Linked DNA regions of Mus musculus: all the other regions are linked to region 4. The links are chromatin loops, found by intact Hi-C in ENCODE. Cell type or tissue: left cerebral cortex. All regions are shown on one strand.

What was found. Hi-C counts contacts between places; a loop is a spot of excess contacts. Peaks named below come from ENCODE experiments on the same cell type or tissue, not always from the same donor. Only the 100,000 strongest peaks of a DNase experiment are listed, where the experiment ranks them.
Region 1: it touches region 4 in a loop (3-fold over the local background); 2 of 42 quality-filtered maps call a loop at or near these places.
Region 2: it touches region 4 in a loop (5-fold over the local background); 3 of 42 quality-filtered maps call a loop at or near these places.
Region 3: a loop joins it to region 4, with 4 times the contacts of the local background. A loop is called at or near these places in 3 of 42 quality-filtered maps.

What each region holds. Positions count from the first base shown.
Region 1 is chrX:158,631,183-158,633,682 of GRCm38, forward strand. No RefSeq gene overlaps it. Among named protein-coding and RNA genes, the nearest start is that of Cnksr2, 590 kb to the left of the region's middle. In left cerebral cortex, no CTCF peak of the experiment used is centred here; a DNase peak (open chromatin) is centred at 1,418; H3K27ac peaks cover 556 bases.
Region 2 is chrX:158,626,325-158,628,824 of GRCm38, forward strand. No RefSeq gene overlaps it. Among named protein-coding and RNA genes, the nearest start is that of Cnksr2, 580 kb to the left of the region's middle. In left cerebral cortex, no CTCF peak of the experiment used is centred here; a DNase peak (open chromatin) is centred at 1,272; H3K27ac peaks cover 170 bases.
Region 3 is chrX:158,921,025-158,923,524 of GRCm38, forward strand. No RefSeq gene overlaps it. Among named protein-coding and RNA genes, the nearest start is that of Rps6ka3, 330 kb to the right of the region's middle. In left cerebral cortex, a CTCF peak has its summit at 1,293 (motif pointing left); DNase peaks (open chromatin) are centred at 76, 655, 1,016, 1,251 and 1 more place; H3K27ac peaks cover 2,335 bases.
Region 4 is chrX:158,833,770-158,836,269 of GRCm38, forward strand. It overlaps the pseudogene Gm5764. Among named protein-coding and RNA genes, the nearest start is that of Rps6ka3, 420 kb to the right of the region's middle. In left cerebral cortex, no CTCF peak of the experiment used is centred here; a DNase peak (open chromatin) is centred at 1,380.

The DNA.
Region 1 (2,500 bases), 200 kb before region 4:
GTACAGAATACCCATGATAGAAGCCACAGACCATAAGTTTAACAAGAAGGAAGGCCCAAGTGAGGATGCTCCAATCCCACTTAGAAGGGGGAAGGAAATGATCACTGGAGACAGAGGAAAGGAGGGATGTGGGTGGGAGAGGGGAAAGGTAGGGCAGGATCAGGTATGGAGGGAGAGACAGGAGAGAAGCCCAGAGGACCAGGGGAATGAATTTAAATATGCAGCTGTGGGGAGTGGGGTGTGAACTTCTAGAAAGTACCAAACCTAATTGCTAATTAGCCCACTAAACTTAGCATCATGAAGTTTTGTTGAGTATTCTCTTTACAAATGTTTTTCCCTGGCTTTGGGCTGCATTGCTTTCCTTTTTTTCTCTTCAACTCCTCCCCTCTAAGCTCCACTTAGTCCACTCTCCTGGTTTTATCTTCAAGTGTTCTATCGTTTGTGTCTGTTGGCTACTACTTCAGTCTGAAACTCGAAGGAGGGAGACTACTAAAAGCCACATAACTTGGGGGCCATATTCAATCTCCATCACCAGGAGACTCGCTGCAACCACCTGCTGCCACAGACATCAGGAGAAAAATATGTAAATTTTTTAGGTGGAATTCTATCTGATATTTAATTGATAATGATTAATAAGATTATGATTAATACGATGTTTAGTAAGATGCCACTAAAGTAGAATAATCGCAGAATGCTACCTAGCACTTAACATTTTGCCACTCTCAGTTCCTGGCTCCTGAGTCTGATTAAATGTGCTACTTGTGCTGTTCTCCACTAAATTCCATTACATTCTTTCAAGCTAAAAGTAGGTCCTGACAGGGAGGATGAGAATTGACACCAATTACTTAGTATCAGATCTACATTCTTTTGTCCTTCTTCTCATGTGTGATCACTAGTAAGAAAGAAGCAAAAATGATAGAATTTTAAAGGTGAAAACCTGAGGGTATCTGGGGGTTTATGAATGTGAAAAGGCTGAATTTTGGGTGTTTGGGAGCTTTACGAATTTTCACAAGCTTGGCACATGCTATCTGTGCTGAGATACCTTATGTGACATTGCCTCCAGCCCTCTGGTTGTTTTCCATTCTCCTTAATTCCTTGGGCTGCCCACTTTTTATCTCTAGCTATGATTCTAGGTCTTACCAGTCTCCTGTGTTTCACATCCATCCTTCCAAGTGATGGTTGGAAAACTCCACATAGATATCCTGCAGGTATTTTGACTTTGTCTGTAATACCTTCTTTATTGCACCCTTCAACAACTTTATCTCATCCCCAAACAACAAAAGGACAAATTTTTCATCAAGGAATGGAAAACCATCCTCAACTCTTCCCTAGCTCTCTTCAATTCCACCATGTATTTCCATTGACATTCACTCCATATTTCCCCCATCTGTCAACTCCTTCACACCCACTTCCACTTGCCCTAGTTTCATGCCTCAGCACTTTTTGCCTGGACTTGCGTAGCCTCCAGATACTCCCCTTTCCAATCTGTCTTTTACACTTTCCTCAAAAAATATGTTTCTTTAAAAACAAATGAATCCAATGTCTGGTTTTAAAATCTCTATTAAAAGACTGTTGCAAAATAAATTCATTCACCTGTCTTGCTGGCCAGTCTGAGGTTGCCATATGGACCCCCAAAAACTATTGCTTGGAGAATTTTTTAATTGGGATAGAATTTACATACAATAAAATAGACAGGTGTTATTTTGATTAGCTTTGATAAATGTATACACTCAGGTAATGGCCTAATAAAATACAGACCATTTCCATCACATTAGAAAATTCCCTAATTCCCCCTTCCAATAAATTCCTGCACTGCCATAGACAAACACTGTTCTCCTTCTTATTACCATTGATTATGTTTGTCTGTTTTCATCATAAAGTATAGCCTCTCTCTGTCGCACAGCATAATGATTTTAAGAGCCTTTATTTTGTTTTGCATATGGGCAGGTTATTGTTTTGTTGTTGCTGCTGCTGGTTTTGAATGTCCCACTGAAGGGTGATACCATTTCCAGTGTGTGGCTGGAAACAAACATTCATGTAGAAATGTCATGGTGGAGCTAAGCATTCATTTTAGGTACATATATAGGGATGGGATATCTGAATCACAAAAGAATTTAGTTAACTATATTTTTAAAATGTCTTAGCACTGTTGTATGTATTCACAAGGCATTAAAGTATCTTATTTTCCTAAATGTCTATTCCAGAATTCCTTTCTTTTCATCATTTTTTGGTTGGGTTTTTATGTGCTTCATATATTCACTGAAAGTAGTCATTGTATGCCCTTACTTCAACAATTCCTTCCTTTGGTCAGATGCCCTATATTTTAAATCTTTTCTACTAGCTTAGCTTTGCATTTTCTCAACTTTAATAAACAGAAGTTATAAACGTTGGTAAAATCTATTCATCAACTGTTTCTTCTTAAATAATTTTTTATTGTTTGAAAATTTCATATATTTATACAGTGTTTTGTTTTTGTTTTGCCTTGAGACAGAATCTCACT
Region 2 (2,500 bases), 210 kb before region 4:
GATTGAGATAATTCAAAGTTGACACAAAAGTGACCATCTTACTACTGATAATGTCATCTCTAAACCTTGGCTATTTTGAAAACAAAGAAAACATAGATTTTGCTGAAAGAACCCAGATATAGCTGTCTCTTGTGAGACTATGCCGGGTCCTAGCAAACACAGAAGTGAATGCTCACAGTCAGCTATTGGATAGATCATAGGGACCCCAATGGAGGAGCTAGAGAAAGTAACCAAGGAGCTAAAGGGATCTGCAACCCTATAGGTGGAACAACAATATGAACTACCCAGTACTCCCCAGAGCTCGTGTCTCTAGCTGCATATGTAGCAGAAGATGGCCTAGTTGGCCATCAGTGGAAAGAGAGGCCCATTGGTTTTGCAAACTTTATATGCCTCAGTACAGGGGAAAGCCAGGGCCAAGAAGTGGGAGTGGGTAGGTGGGGGAATGGGTGGGGGAGTGTGTGGGGACTTTTGGGATAGCATTGGAAATGTAAATGAAATAAATACCTAGAAAGAAAGAAAGAAAGAAAGAAAGGAAGAAAGAAAGAAGGAAAGAGGCAAAAAAGAAAGAAAGAAAACATAACAACAGTATACTCACCATCAGAGTCCAAACTTTTTAAACTGTATTGATTATTCATGCTCAATCAGATGGCTTTCATGCTAACAGTGTTTTAGGCATAGGCACAAGTCTATACTCAAACCTCATAAAAAACTTTCAGATCAATATTTTCATTCCAGATTATAACAATAGCACCTGTAGCATTCAGAAACAATTCATACTAGTAATTTGAAACATATCTTTAATCTATAACAAAATGAAGCCATACAATATAGGATGATAAGTAATAAATGTATATTCAAAAGTCTTTACCAAACCCATGCTCAAGAGATGAATTATTTAGAATTTATGTACCACCTCGTATCACAATGTTTCTTTTCTTATAAATGGAAAAGAAGAAGAGGAATTGTGTTATCATCATTATCTACTGCCACCCTCGACAGCCTGTAATAAGCTTCAAGACTATCTTCCTTTACTACAGAACAATGACTCACCTACAGTTATATAACACTTAGTTCCGAGGAATCCAAATCTCTCATTTTCTCCTTAGTCTCAGAGGCAGTTATTGTTTGAAGCTATAAATGGTTTTAAGGAAATATTCAAGCTGCAAACGAAGGAAAAATGTAAGAATCTACCAAGTTGTGCTTACCATTATGATGACCTATCTTAACTGTCTCATCATGCACTCTTTGAGTCTTGGAAGTGTTGACACTTAAATTATATGACCCTGAGAATAGAATCTCTGTAGGTGATGTGTTAGTTACTTTGCATAGTTATGACCAGAATGCTTGTCAGAAACGACTAAAAAGAAGGGAAGATTTTGACTTGTATTTTCTGAAATGTCAATCTCTGGTCCCTGGCTCCATCAAATCTGGGCCCTTGGCAAGGCAGAGCCTTATGGCAGTGGGAATATGTAGATGAAGAGGTAGACAGGAAGCAGAGAGAGGGAGAGGGACCAGGGATCTGTTATAATGTCAAAATTTGGACTTCCTCCAATTAGGCCTATCTCCTAAAATTTTCAGAACTGCCTAAAACACCACCATTAACTTGGAACCAAGTAGTCAGCACATGAGTCTAAGGGAGAAATTTCATATTCAAAATGTAACAGTATCATGTTTGCCTTATCCATGTCTTTGATCTCAGAAAATAGAATTTACTAGGTCAGTAAAAGGTGATAACCCCTCAGGGAAATTAACAAATAGTCACAAAGAGGCTGAAACTCATCCACATGCTTTGGAAACTGAGGAAGCCTATTCAGAAGAATGGCAGAATTATCTCATCAGGAAATGTTCAAACAGACATCATCATTGGGAACTGCCACCACAGAAGATGCTAGGTTTGAATTTTATTTTATTTTATTTTATTTAGATCTATTTTATTTTTATGTGTATGAGTATTGTTCATTCATGGATGCCTGTGTACCATGTGTGTTTCTGTACCTATGGAGGTCAGAAGAAGTGTTGAGTCCTCTTGAACTGGAGTTACAGATGGTTTTGAATCAACATGCAGTACTTAGTATTAAAAAAAAAAACCCAAAACAAAAACAACAACAACCAAAAAAACCCAGGTCCTCTGCAAGACCAACAGTGCTCTTAAGTTCTAAGTCATCTCTCTAGTCCCTAAACTTGAATTTTAAAATGCAGTGTTAAGTTTAAAGTTTAAGGATATACTTTTAATATACTCTTTTGGAGAAGACATTGGGAAATATTCTTTCAAATATTGCTGATGGGAATATACATTAGTCTGACTTCTGTGTAGCAATATTACATTGTTTGGAACTAGCAATTCAATCTCTGTATACTATCCAACATATTCCTAACTCACATGCTTGAGAAAATTTATTGCAACATTGATTGAAAATACTAAAACATCTATGTAAACTGGGTTAAATAAGTTATTGCATCATTCTATAACATACAGTCAGTTAAATATTATGTAGTTGCA
Region 3 (2,500 bases), 87 kb after region 4:
TATATCCCAGCTTACTGTGTGCTTAACATCAAGTCACTGAAGTCTCACTGTAATCCCCAAAGATGCTTGCATCGTAGGGATCAAAAGCTCTGCTGGGGACAGAGTAGCACAGACCTATAATCACATCATTCAAGAGGTAGAGGCATGAAGACCACCCTGAGCTACTCAGCAAAACCCTGTCTCCCCACCACCATCCCCCAAAAAGAAAAGAAAGAAAAGAAGCAAAAAGAAAAAAAAGAAAAAAAAAATTGAAGGCTTTTCCATACCACACAGTACCTAACTAGGATTCCCCAGAGAGAATTACTCAGACAATAATTGCTATAAAAACACTAAGGAAATTGTTGATAAATAGTGACACTGTTTGCAGAAATGTGAAATACAAAGTACTTTGGGGATTTTTGAAATACCATAATATCCTGAACAATGTTGTCTTGGTTGTCGAATGTTGCTGTGTTCTTGGAAAGAAGTCAAATAAACAATGTCATCTACATTTATTCTAGAGAGAAGGGTAACATGTTAGATTGGAAGGCATTGTGTCATCATTTGCAGCTTGTAAAACTGAAGACCAGGAAGGGAAGGAATTCAAGAATACTCAGCCAGCTAAATCAGCCGGGATCAGAGCCAGATGTCCTGGAACTGCAGGCCCTTTCCCACTCACCCGCAAGTTGTATCTTTCCATCTTTCCCTTCAAACTGCTCCCTTGGACCATGGCAAATGGACACAACTAATACACTAATGCCCCACTCTTCCAACACTTGGCAGAAACGTTTGTCTCGGAAACATTTAAGATGGTGTTATAATCGTTTTTCTTTTTTTCTTTTTAAATGTCTTTTCTGCGAAAGAAGCAGTAAGACTAAGCTTCAGGCTTCTCTGCCTCATCATTATATAATACTTGTCTGGGACTGCAAATCACTCGCAGAAGGACAAAGCTCGGGGGAAGAAAGGGTGGGTGTGAATCTTTTGTGATTTCTTGAGTAACGGGAGGCGATTTGTCATTTTAGGAAAACTGGAGCCTGTGTTCTCAGATTCATGCACGATCCAGCCTGTTTGACTCTACTGAAAACTTGCGGTTTCTGAGCCCTTCCCTAAAGTTGGGGGTAGAACACACGGGTAGCAGACAGACCTGTTTTTCTCTCCTCCCTTCTCCCCAAGTAAGAGAAGCTAATAATAAATCAAAGTTCTAGAACTTGAATTTGAACTGAAAATACCTCAGAATAAAACCTGTTTCTTCCATCCGGCAAATCAGCCAGAGCAGGGACTACTTGCATTTTCTGTGAACGCTCGCCCCCTGCTGGTCAAGTTTGATTATGACTGACTCTTGAGAGAAGTAAACAAAATTACCATACCAAAAAGAATTTTTTATCGACGGAGAGAAGATTTATAGAGAACTCATTAATGTAACTTTTTAGTCTTAAAGTTAGCGGTTATGGAGAACCCACAGGGACTTGTTTTTAATTCTCATGGAGACTTTCACAAGCGAAATTCTTGGGGAGCTCTCCAAAAACCTTGTTGCTGAACATATTTATAGAAATGTGAAAATAAAACAACTCTCAAAGGATAACAGTGTAAAAAAAACTTTGGCTATTTATATTAAACTCCTACCAAAACAGCATGCAGTCCCCTCAACTTGGGACGATAAAAAGAATTCCAGAGCAAATAAAGTTACCTGGAGGGACAGGGTCTCCTGGTATAATTTAGGTTGGCCTGAAATTCACTATATAGCCCAAGCTGGCTGCACACTACCACCAGTCCTCCTGCCTCGACCTCTCGAGTGCTACGATTACAGGCTTGAGGCACTAAATGTGGCTTGAGGGGTACTTTTAAAGTATTTTGACTCAAAACCAATGAGATGTGTTGTTTAAATACAGTACACCTGAAACTCTGAGCTGCCCACTTTTTGCCTCCTTGTAAAAAGTCCTGCCATGTGCTGCCCATCTTTACTTAAGTACTTCGTTTGAAAGGTCAGCCAGTTCTATTAGAAATTCTGCTCAGCTTGATTTCAGTCTCTGTGTCCTGCTCTCATTTGATAAGGAATGCATGCCAATGATCTACGGTTAGCTGCTTGGTGGCGACTGCTTTTCCTCCCTAAAGCCCTTCCCCGGCTTTTCTTTCTCCCTCTCCACCACCCACATGCTGCTCTTATTCGGACTACTTCAACTGCCTCTATCACTCATCCACACCATTCCTGGCCTCCCTGTGCACCCACGTGCATACCCTTAGTGTGGCTCCATTTAACCCCTTGCTTGCCTGACAAATACAAACTCAACTAGGCTGGCGGAGTCTAGCACTCACGGGGACTGTGCACAGGTTTTGCAGTTCCCACCCAGAAACTAATCAGGCTCCCATCAGCAAACAGATCACATTACATAAGGCAGCTGGAAGGCGGCTCGGAGGCTGGGAAGCCAGATCACAAGGCTGCTGCTTCACCCACGTGCTGGTGAATCTTCCATCAGCCCCTCGGGAGAAGCAAACCCAGACGTCTGTAGTTAACAGCGTACAT
Region 4 (2,500 bases):
GATCCAAGCAGCCTTCAGAAAGCCACGGCTTTTAGTGGTGACTGATCCCAGAGCTGACTACCAGCCCCTCAGAGAGGCCTCTTATGTCAACCTGCCCACTATTGCTCTGTGTAACCCAAATTCTCCCCTGTGCTATGTGGACATTGCCATCCCATGCAATAAGGGAGTTCACTCAGTGGGTCTGATGTGATGGATGCTGGCCAGGGAAGTACTGCGCATTCGAGGTACTATCTCCCGTGAGCATCCAGGGGAGGTTATGCCTGATCATTACTTCTACAGAGACCCAGAGGAGATTGAGAAGGAGGAGCAGGCTGCTGCTGAGAAGGCTGTGACCAAGGAGGAATTTCAGGGCAAATGGACTTCACCAGCTCCTGAGTTCACTGCTGCTCAGCCTGAGGTGGCCGATGGGTCTGAGGGTGTGCAGGTTCCCTCTGTGCCCATCCAGCAGTTCCACACGGAAGACAGGAGTGTGCAGCCAGCCATTGAGGACTGGTCAGCAGCTCCCACAGGGCAGGCCAAGAGGATTGGAGCCACCACTGTGTGGTTCTGAGCTGCTCTGTACACATCTGAGCAAAGGGGAAAAATGGTGGAAGGAAAATAAAGTTCCTAAAAGCTGAAAAAAAAAGAGTAGATTGCTATTTGTTTGTAAATAATGATGGGGATTCACTGAAATAACAGCATTAAGGAGGTTGAGAACCACTACTCTAGGGTCTTCTGAACCATTCATCCTCAATGTGTGATCTCTGTATCAGCAGCAGCAGTAGCATTATATTGAGAACTTACCAATAGTCAGGATTCTCAAGTCCAACTGGAACTGTTAAATGAGGAACTCAGAAAGTAGGGATCATCACCTCTCTTTAACAAGTCTTCCAGATGAGTCTTACATGTGCTCAAATATGAGAATCACTGCTCAAGATTCTAACTCAATGTTGTGATTCAAGTAAAAAAAATTCCCAGTGATTTCTAAGTCAAGAAAACCAGTTGCCAACCAGAAAGCTAGGTGATAATTAAAATAGGACCAAAACCAGGTTTCAGTTGTTCTGTGACAGATAACTTCATAGAGTTCATCATGATGCCCCACACCAATGCCCCTGTTGTTGTTGTTGTCGTCATCATCATCATCATCATTGTTTCCTTTAATGTTCACTTTGAGTGGTTTCTGTGATTTGGCTATTTTTCCCCTTATGTGACATTATCTTCATTTCATAAACTGGCATTAACATCCTCAAAAAGGTTTCCTGATTAACCCTATCTTCCTCTGATGTGGCATTTTACTCTGTGACTTGGTGTCTTAACATTTGCATATTCATTTTGCATGACATTAATCTGCATTCAAGCCACATGCTTTGAAAATACTCTGAGTAGGTTACATCCATCTGCCAGACTGGAGGCTCAGCATTACCATAATTTTTCTCCTCCCCTTGTATCTTCTTGGCTTCTATGACTATGTAGGTCAATACTATACCAGCCAATGGTAACACATGCATAAATGCATGCACGAATGAGGACAATTGTCTTGGCATTATATATGAATCTTGAAGAAAGAAAGAAAGAAAGAAAGAAAGAGAGAGAGAGAGAGAGAGAGAGAGAGAGAGAGAGAGAGAGAAGGAAGGAAGGAAGGAAGGAAGGAAGGAAGGAAGGAAGGAAGGAAGGAAGGAAGAAAACCCATTTAAATTGCTGTAGACAATGAATCCAGAATCCGATTTTGCAAAATTATTTACCATCTTCACAATGTCTAGCACTCATCATTAGCAAATTAAATATACTTAAGAAACCAATGAGAACCCCTCCCCCACGACCAGCCAGAAAAATAAGTCTTCTCTGTGATAGATATACACTAAATTCCAGGTCAGTGTTACATACAATAGGATAGTATAGGCTAGGACAGGACAGGACAGGATAGAGGAGACAAGGCTTGAGACCCCACAATGCCAGGCTTTCTGTGCTAAAACTGGGGTGTCTGGCAAATTCAAGCTGCTGGTCACTTTCACTGAAGCATCTACTCAGGCAAAAATGAAAAAGAGCAGATTCCACTTTCATATGCACCTGACCCATTACTCCAGCTATCGAGCCAATGAGATAATGCCATAATTGGATTGTCGTAATCCTCTGACTAGATATTACTGTCCATGGCAGTCCTAGGCAAGATTTGACAGTATACAAAGAATTTTGCTTGTCCATTTGCACCGTTTTACAGCTCTCATTTGATCTCTGCCTTTCCCCATGACCCTTCAGTTCAAAGACGTCCATTTTTTACCTCCTTCATCCTTCTTATCAAATGTTACTCATAGGTGATTTTATCCACATTACTTTAGACTGCTGGTCACACAGCAAGAACATTAAGGGGATAACCAATTGTTTTCTGACCGAGTTTGTGACCTAATCTGCAGAGAGGAACTCAAGCCTAGTACATGGCCAAAAACCTGTGGCTGGAGAGAAAATAGGCCCTACTACTTTTATTTTGCTAAAGGGGTACAGTTTCAAACTAACTCCTAAATAA